2 separate regions of the Homo sapiens genome follow, and region 1 is linked to region 2. A link is an interaction called in ENCODE POLR2A ChIA-PET data of the cell type or tissue named here. Cell type or tissue: PC-3. All regions are shown on one strand. Region 1 overlaps HK2 (hexokinase 2). Region 2 overlaps M1AP (meiosis 1 associated protein).

Region 1 (5,000 bases), 300 kb before region 2:
TGGAATGCACCACTCTGGTGCTCTTTTTACCCAGGAAGTGTTTCTTAAGCTCAAAATACGTGCCAGTCACAGAGAGGTGTAATTAGCCCCACAGATGTGAAACCACTCTTCAAAGGGTTAAAACATGATTATGTTTCAATATTGTGTAAGCTCTGAGCATGTTCAGCTTTTTAGGCAGGCAGACCTGGGTTCAAATCCCACTCTAACATGCATTAGCCATGTGGCTTTGGGCAATTTATTAGAAATCTGACACTCAGATTTCATCATCTGTTTTAAAAGGGTAACGATAACCTCCTTCTAGTCAGCACCTCCCTCCACAACCCAGAACAAGAACACAGGAAAACACACACATATACACGCACACATACACACACGCACCTTGTCAAGATTCAGTGCAAGGAAGTGTAAGGCGTTTGGCACAACGCCTGACAATGTAAGTGCCATCTGCTGTACTGAGGCTATCTATCAGTACAATCTTCAATTTATATCGCCTGGACTACGTAAGTACCCCAATTAACTTGCTGTGTGCTAGCTCTGGATGTATGTCTCCGCTGTACAGTTGTTAATATAATGCAGAGCAACCAAGATAAGGGCTTCCTTCAGGTTTAACCAGCTTCCATGCAACGTATCACCAGCCCGGTCTCCCTTTATCACATCATGTGCTTGCATTATATGGCCCGATATCTCTAATTGTTTTGTCTACATGGGCCTTATCTCCCCAGCACAACTTTCACTCTTTAAAGGGCACGAGGCAGCTTAGCACACTGCTGCTGCACAGAGGACCAAGCCTCGGAGAGGACTGTTGAATGAGCTGAACAGCTAGGCCTAGGTTAGTAAGAGAAGAATCCACACATTGTGCTAGCAGCACAGCACCAATGTGCCACTGGTGGTGTGCTTAAAAGCCCAGGCATTAGCAATTTGGCTGGCCAAGTTCCAATCCCAATGCTGCCACTTGCTCACTGTGACTTTGGGCAAGTTGCCTAATTGCTCCAAATCTATTGCCTTTTTCTGTAAAGTGAAGTTCAGCGTACCTACCACTGGATGACTGTAAGAAATGATGAGATAGCTCAAACACAGCGTTCAGCACAGTACCTGGCACTAACGATGTCTACAATTTTTATCATCATCATCATCACCGTCACCATCAGCATCATGGTTCCCTGCTCTCTAGAGGGTTTAAGTCTGGCTAGAGGATGGAGGTATACTTACCTGTGAACATAATTCACAATTCCGAGGTGAAGAAGAGTCAAATGATCGATCTGACACTGCCTTACCCTCACTCTGTCTCATAAGGCATAGTTATAACCAAACGATCTTGCCAAGACAAGGGTGATAAAGGCACCACAGTTACTTCATTTCTAAGTTAGAACATGCGGCTGGCACATTTTCAGTTGGGTTGTACTTGAGCTTCTTATTGGAATGATACAAAGCCAACTCGTATTTAGGATCCATTTAAAAAGATAATCATCTGATTTTCCCTAGAAACTTTGGTTCAGCAGTACAAGCCAATGTAAACTGTGAATCTTATGGCCGTGGAGTCAGGACTATCTATGCTTACATCCCAACTGTCACCATCTGCCCACAGGTGACCTTGGCAGCCATCAATCCTTTTTTAGCCTTGGTTGCCTCATTTTTAAAGTGAGAATGACTCTCTTGTAAAGTTTTTGTGGAGAGTAAAACAGATTTATGTAAATGGCCTAGTACAGACACCATGGGTGCTCATTAAATGCTATCAATTCTTCCTGCATTCCCTTTTTTTTTTTTTCGGAGTCTCACTCTGTCGCCCAGGCTGGAGTGCAGCAGCATGATCTCAGCTCACTGCAACCTCTGCCTCCCAGATTCAAGCGATTCTCGTGTCTCAGCCCCCCAGTAGCTGGGATTACAGGTCCATGCCACCACAACCGGCTAATTTTTTATATTTTTAGTAGAGATGGGGTTTCAACATGTTGGCCAGGCTGGTCCTGACCTCAAGTGATCCACCCACCTTGGCCTCCCAAAGTGTTAGGATTACAGGCGTAAGCCACCGTGCCCGACCCCTGCATTCCCTTTTAAAATGGAACTGTCCTCTGAAAGCCAGGCCCCTATGTGTGGCCCCTATGTGTGTGGTGGGGCCCCTGACAGAACTGCGTTAGGGCTGGTACCACAGTCACACGCAGGGTTGTGGCACAGATTAGGGCTGCCTACAGAGAGGTCAAGATGGTGTGTTTCCTAGCAAACGCAAATGAATGCTTTCTTTAATTAACTCTCCACTGAAAAAAAGAAACAAGGACATACAGACAACAAATGCTATTGAGGATATGGAGCAGGCAGAGCTCTCATACATTATTAGTGGGAGTATAAATGGTTCAACAATTTGGGGGAAATGTCTGGCAGTTTCTAAAAATTAAACATATACCAAATTCTATGAATGACCCAGTAATTCCACTCCTAGTTGTTTATACAAGGAACTAAAAACGTGTCCACAAAAGGGCTTGTGCAATAATGTTCATAGCAGCTTTACTCAAATAGCCAAAAACTGGAAACTGCCCGGGTGTCCATCAATATTCATATCAGATTCTAATCATACCATGGAATCAGCAGCCAAAAGGAACGAGACACTGATAGACACAACACAGATAAATCCCACATTATGACAAATAAAAAAAGACTTGCATAAAAAACAAATACTGTGTGAGTCGATTTATATGTGAAGTTCTGGAACAGGCAAAACTCACATATGTGGAAAATAGTAGAATGTGATTGCCTCTGGGGGGATCAGGTACAGGGATTGACTGGGAAGGGGCTCAAGGTAACTTTCTGGGGTGATGGTAATGTTCTGTATCTTGATGGAGGTTTTTTTTAGTTGTTTAAATTTATGAGGTGCAAACATAATTTTGTTACATGGATATACTGCACAATGGTGAAGTGAGGGCTTTTAGTGTATCCAACACCCACTACATCCGTTAAGTAATTTCTCATCATCCACACCACCCCCCACCCTCCTACCCTCATGCCCCCCACCCTCCTACCCTCACCCTTCCAAGTCTCCATGGTCTATCATTCCACTTTCTATGTCCATGTGGACACACTGTTTAGCTCCCACTTATAAGTGAAAACGTGCGGTATTTGTCTGTTTTGGAGCTGTTTCACTTAAAATAACAGCCTCCAGTTCCATCCATGATGCTGCAAAATACATTATTTCATTCTATTTTAAGACTGAACAGTATTCTATTATGTATATATACCACAGTTTCTTTATCCAATCATCTGTCCATTGATGGGCATCGACTCCACATCTTTGCTATTGTGAATGGTGCTGTGATAAACATACAAGTGCAGGCATCTTTTTGGTATGATTTCTTTTCCTTTGGGTAGATACTCAATAGTGAGATTGCTGGATGGAATGGCAGTTCTATTTTTAGTTCTTTGAGAAATCTCCATACTGTTTTCCATAGAGGATGTACTTATTTACATTCCCACCAACAGTGTATAAGCATTCCCTTTTCTGATGGAGGTTGTATTAAACAGGTGTATTTGTCAATTCATCAGATAATACTCTTTTTTTTTGAGATGGAGTCTCGCTCTGTGGCCCAGGCTGGAATGCTCTGCCTCCCGGGTTCACACCATTCTTCCTGCTTCAGCCGCCTGCCACCACGCCTGGCTAATTTTTTGTATTTTTAGTAGAGACAGGGTTTCACCGTGTTAGCCAGGATGATCTCGATCTCCTGACCTTGTGATCTGCCCGCCTCAGCCTCCCAAAGTGCTGGGATTGCAGGCATGAGACACCATGCCCGGCCTTCTATTTATTTTTTTATCAGATAATACTCTTAAGATTTATTTCACTTCATCTAGATCTTACATCACAAGAAAATACAGCAAATATTGAACTCTAGTTACTATGTAAGTATACGTCTGAACCCTAAAACTTCAGCATACATAGTAACTAGAGTTCAGTATTAGTATTTACTATACTTTCTCAGCAATTTATGTTTTGTAATGCATCAATTATAACAAGCTGGACTGATGGATAGAAGGATTGGGGGGTTGATAAAGCAAACCAAGTAAAATATAGATGACCACTATAGAATTCTTTCAACTTCTTAAAACTGTTTGGGAAAGAAGCAAAACGACAAATAGAGACCATTTTTAATGTATTCTGGCTGACACCAAATTCAGTCATTGAGTAAGACATTCCTGGACCGTTTATGTCTATTGCACTTTTAATTATGCCAACTGTGTTTCTTCACACTGTGTAGGCCACACAACCTATGAAGCACAGGTACTTCACGATTTACCTTGAACATTTCACCCCTACGGGGTTCAGTGGCTACTGACATTCCCTGCCTTCTCACACAAGAGCCCATAAGCCGTGATGGGGAGGCCTCCACCACAAATAAATGGCCTGAAACTTTCTGGTTTCTCCACATTTTCTAATAGGACTTTGATTACAATTAGATAATTGGAGCTGGTATAAGAGCTGGGGCCTGGTCTTCACTCCAAAATGCAGGGCCCCTGGTGATGGGGATGAACCCTCACACCTGCTCCCTTGATGCCAATCTTCCAAAATTAAAACCTGGGAGTCTTACACACCTTTTCTTAGTAAATTTGGCAATGAGAGTGCCTTTTGCAGTGGTGGTTTGTGGCTGCAGGAGTGTTTGTAACACATGTGAGAAAGTCACATATCTGATTCTCCCTTAATTCTCAGAAAACCGATCCCCCTGAAGTTTCCCCTTTTCACAAATGAGGAAATAGAGGATCACATCATAAATCGCTCTGAAGCACACAGCTTGAATTCAAACCCATTTGAACCTATAATTCTGATTCTCACCTCTCACCCCACACTGTCCTGAAACTACATATTTCGTGCCAGCAAGAAAGGAAATGCTCATCTAGAATCAAACTGGGCCAAGGATCATTTAAGGCAGTGGCTTTCAAACTGCAAAGTGAAAAACATTTAGCAGGTTCTGACTAGCAACTTTCTTAAAGAATAGAAGACAAACCCAACTTCATCATGTTTAAGA
Region 2 (5,000 bases):
AGAGGGTCTCACTCTGTCACCCAGGCTGGAGTGCAGTGGTACAATCATGGCTCACTGAAGCCTTGATCTGCTAGGCTCAAGGAATCCTCCCACCTCACCCTCCTGAGTAGCTACGGGTACAGTCACGCACCATGGGCTTCAAGACTCTGTTTTTAAGAATTATAATTCTTAAAAGTCCACATGTATGCTGAATGTGGTAGGCCCCTCTGGGATGAACACCTACTTCAAGTTACAGGGAATTTCTTAACTTTTCTCTCCATTGTTGACCCTTTTATATACTCTCTCTGGCATATCTCAAACCAGGGAGGAAGAGTAGTACATTGTGATATTGATGATTCATGCAGGAAGTCCCTCCCTACCAGGGCCGAAGTTAAATGGCTCTGCCCTCCTCAGCACCCCTGGAAGTCAGGGAAACTTCAATTGGGACTGATCCTCAAACCATGCCATAGACTAAAGATGAACCAGTATTTCTGTATGTCCTTGTTTCAGAAAAGGGAATGGCTGCTGTTAGCCAAGGGGGAACCACCGGGCCCAGGACACAGCCAGAGAATTCCTGCCAGCACCTTCTATGTGATCATGCCGTCACACTCCCTCACACTGCTGGTAAAGGCGGTGGCCACGCGGGAACTGATGCTGCCCAGCACCTTCCCCCTGCTACCTGAGGACCCACATGATGATAGCCTTAAGAATGTGGAGGCAAGTGGAGCCCAGATCTCATGGGACAGATCTAGAAGCGAATGGAGTTTGAGAAAGGGATGAGGGAGAGGAGTGAGCCCATGAGGGAATGGATGCGGAGCTGAAGGAGTGTGGTAAGAGAGTAAGAAGAGAAAGCAAGGATAGGCAATTATGCCAGAAGAAGGAAGTAAACACTTAGATTATGGCAGCAGGGTAAGGAGTGAAATAGAATGGAGGGAAATGAGGTTTGAGAACAAAAAACTGGGAGAGAAAAGGGATATTGGCATCAGTGATGACTGGGAATTAGAGCCATCCTGGAGGACACACGACATGCACACGGACCTGAAATCTGAGGAATGGGTGGCTGTGAAGGAGAAAAGGGAGCATCACAGAGTGGAAACCTGATGTCAGGCCAGGGCACAGGGAGGCAGGGGAGGAAGCCACAACACCAGCAGGTCCAGCTCCTGGGGATGCACTGGACGCTTGTTTGGTTTGGTTTTGTCTTTGCGCAGACTGGTTCTCCTGCCCCCACCTCCTCCCCAGAGAGGAGATTGTGAAGTTAGACAAGGGAGAGCAGAACTTTGGGAGGGAAAGGAAAGAAGACACAGTGGAAAGCAGAAGAAAAAAGAAGGGAGAAGGGAATAAAAGGAGACCCAAAAAATCAGCCTTTGTATGGGTTTTCGTGTCTTTGTGTGTTTTTGTGCCCGAGTGTGTCTGTGGTTGGGTCTCTAAATTGGTGGCAGTGGGTGTAGATGCGCCTGTGCACATCTGTGTGCTGGTGTGTTCTTAGGGGTCTGTCTGCATTGCACGTGTGCATATGTGTATACCTGTGTTTGCGCTCATTTATGTTTGTTGAGAAAAGGCAGCCAATGTAGGTGCCCAAAATAGGAAGGGCTTCAAGATGAGATGTGATAGATGCAGATGCAGAGGAGCAAACAACTCTGAAAGCCATTTTTACCTCCTTCTTTTTCTTCTTCTCCTCCTCCTCCTCCTCCTCCTCCTCCTTCTCCTCCTCCTCCTTCTCCTCCTCCTCCTCCTTCTCCTCCTCCTCCTTCTCCTCCTCCTCCTTCTCCTCCTCCTCCTTCTCCTCCTCCTTCTCCTCCTCCTCCTTCTCCTCCTCCTCCTTCTCCTCCTCCTCCTTCTCCTTCTCCTCCTCCTCCTCCTCCTCCTCCTCCCCTCCTCCTCCACCTGTTTCTCCTCCTTCTCCTTTTCCTCTTCCTGGGATCTGGATTCTCTATATTTGCTCTGCTAGTCTCCCCAGGCTAAGAGTGGGAGGGCTGGCTCTGGGTAGGGAGAACTGGAACCACGTCGCTGCTGGCTCGCTAGCTTAAATGCAGCAAGGACAAGGCCTGGGATTGTGCTCTTGGCTTGGCGGCCACAGAGACACAGAGAGAGGTGGGCACAAGTGGCCATGGCCTGCTCAGTGTCTCACTTTGGGGCCAGTGGTTCCTGGCACAGGATGTTGTGGCCGGAAAACCTGACTGCACAGGAATGTTGTGCTCCTGTATCCCCTCCTCCCTTTCCATTCAGCTCAGCTCACCTCTAGGCTGAGAACTCCATGTACTCGCCTTGCAGGCTGTGAGCACCCTGCCCTGCAGGGTAGCCCACTGACACACCCTCCCTCCATGCTCACAGTGGATCCCTTGTAGCATTCATGTGCGCCGGCCCCCTCAGAACCCCTGGACATGCATCTTGGGGCCAGAGTGTTCAGTGTTCCTAACCACTTAGGGTTGTTCCTACTTCTCCTATCCATGCCTGGCCCTTACATCACAAGCACTGGACCTCAGGCCAGAACACCCAGGGGGACAGCATCTATTTCACAGCCTTCATGGCAGCCCTGGGGTTTCACACTTCCTCCAGCCCCTCACACTCCTGGATCGCTACCTGACATCTTGTGTTCTGTGATCTTAAGTTCCCTAGTGAGGCCCCTCCTCTCTTTTCCTCAGAGCATGCTGGACAGCCTGGAGCTGGAGCCCACCTACAACCCCTTGCATGTTCAAAGCCACCTGTACTCACACCTGAGCAGCATCTATGCCAAGCCTCAGGGGCGGCTCCACCCACACTGGGAGAGCCGAGCTCCGAGAAAGGTACCGCTCCCCTCCTTCCCTCCTCTTCCTTACTTCCCCTCCCTCCCCTTCATGCCCAGAGTCCTAGAAAACCCTCCTCCCCCATCCCAACACCGCCCCCATCCAAGGGAGTAGCCTTCCTCCAGGATCCACCCCTGGTGGAGGGGAAAATTAGAACCCTTACTGGGTAGGGAGGCCTGTTTGCTAGGGCATTTACATATAATAATGTTCAGGTGTTTTAATTGTAGTGTTTATGATAGCTCATTAAACAGACCATTGTCCCATTAAGCAAACTGGCTACACAGGAACTATAACCACAGTCCTCGTGAAAGAAAAGGCTGAAGGAAAGGTGGGAAAAGAAATGCCCAAGGGATGGGAAATTAATATTTATAGAGCACCAGTCATTTGCCAGGTTTTATGATAAGTGCTTGCTTATATGTTTTTCTCATTTAATCCTCACAGCATCCCTGCAAGGTAAGTGTTTGCTCATTTACAGATGAGGAAAGGAGGCTGACCAAGATTAGTAACTTGAGAGGACTCCCATGACTATCTGGGGTTGAAGACAGTTGGGGTTGAAGAGGGAAGAGTGATTGAGGATAGAGAAATATTTTTATGAAACCCGTGTTCTATATAATATTTGGGCTTCCTTTTGCCCTTATTAACTTTTTCTCAGTTTCTTAGTAACACAGCCTTTAGAAAAATTCTCATTTTAGGCCGGGCACGGTGGCTTATGCCTATAATTCCGGCACTTTGGAAGGCCGAGGCAGGTGGATCGCTTGAGCTCAGGAGTTTGAGACCAGCCTGGGCAACATGGCAAAACCTCGTCTCTACAAAAATACAAAAAAAATTAGCCAGGAGTGGTAGTGCACACTGTAGTCCCAGCTACTTGGGAGGCTAAGGTCGGGGGATTGCTTGAGCCCAGGAGGTCAAGGCTGCAGTGAGCCAAGATTGTGCCACTGCACTCCAGCTTGGGTAACAGAGCAAGATCCTGTCAAAAAAAAAAAAAATTCATTTTGTCTTAGCTAAAATTACAGAAGGACGTTTCCAAACCAGAGGTAGGAGCAGAGGCTACCACAAGTTAGCTGCTAGGCAAGCTGCCAGAGGTAGGACACCAGGCAAGGAGACAGGCACTGTGGAGGCTGGGCTTAAGGGACTCCAGATCACTGTCCTCGGCCTTGAGGCTGTCACTCCAGGGAATGAACTTAGGAAAGAGTTAGGACAGGAAGCCCAACAGAGAATGGGATAGGTGCTCAGAAACTCTGATCTTCAGAGAAGGCTCTGGTTGCTCTCTTTGCAGACTGGGCAGTTGCAGACCAACCGAGCTCGAGCTACTGTGGCCCCCCTGCCTATGACTCCTGTCCCAGGCAGAGCCTCCAAGATGCCAGCAGCCAGCAAATCTTCCTCAGATGCCTTCTTCCTGCCTTCAGAGTGGGAGAAGGATCCCTCAAGGCCCTAAGTCACCAGCACCAGAGCCCAGCTGCCCAGCTTAACCATATCCATGCTCAGGTTCACATAATGGCTATCTGTGGTCAGACTTGCTCTCTATCCGCCTGAGCCTCTGTGAGTGAGGGCTGACTGGGAAACAACAGCCTTCCTGTCCTGTTTCAGTGCTGTCCCACTCCTCAAGTCTGGAAGCGACACACCCGAGCCTGTCCTTTCTCCAGCAAGGACTTTCATTTTCTTTAGAATCATTTGCTACTGTTTACACAGGTGAAGATTAAACACCCAGTAAGCTTCTACCATTGTTAGGAGCATTCATAACTCAGAATTTCTTCTTGTAGCTCTGTGTAAGCAGGTGGATGAGGTCAGATCACCTTTGGTAAACTGGACCTCAGGAACAAGGATGAGGTTTTGAAAGCTCATAAAAGACAAGTAAGATTGAAATCCAAGCCTCATTTCAGAGCCTGTGCCCTTCCCACTACACCACCAGGCTTCAGCCTCCAAAGAGACAAGTGCTTGGTACCTACATGCAAAGTGTGTGTGCTGGGGGGTGGGAGGGCTGCCCAGAACAGGGGAGAGGATGGTGTAAAAAAAGACCTACTCCTTTCCTGTTACCCTCTCCCCACATGTACCAACCTTCCTGTTGCTCCCTCCATCCACAGAATAATAGCTACCATTTATAAAATGTTTACTCTGGGCTGGGAGCAGTGGCTCACACCTGTAATCCCAACACTTTGAGAGGCTGAGGTGGGATGATCACTTGAGGCCAGGAGTTCGAGACCAGCCTGAGCAACACTGTGAGACCCCCCCGCCATCTCT

The links. Peaks named below come from ENCODE experiments on the same cell type or tissue, not always from the same donor. Only the 100,000 strongest peaks of a DNase experiment are listed, where the experiment ranks them.
Region 1: POLR2A ChIA-PET joins it to region 2 with 5 read pairs; 2 of 35 experiments call an interaction of 5 or more read pairs at or near these places.

The regions. Positions count from the first base shown.
Region 1 is chr2:74,858,181-74,863,180 of GRCh38, reverse strand. The region is part of intron 2 of HK2 (hexokinase 2); the gene reads right to left. Among named protein-coding and RNA genes, the nearest start is that of HK2, 27 kb to the right of the region's middle. In PC-3, no CTCF peak of the experiment used is centred here; no DNase peak of the experiment used is centred here.
Region 2 is chr2:74,557,913-74,562,912 of GRCh38, reverse strand. M1AP (meiosis 1 associated protein) reads left to right here. Exons shown (of 11, transcript NM_001321739.2): 8 at 490-696; 9 at 2,622-2,762; 10 at 3,204-3,215; 11 at 4,039-5,000. The coding sequence ends at 4,197. Among named protein-coding and RNA genes, the nearest start is that of DOK1, 5.7 kb to the right of the region's middle. In PC-3, no CTCF peak of the experiment used is centred here; a DNase peak (open chromatin) is centred at 2,182.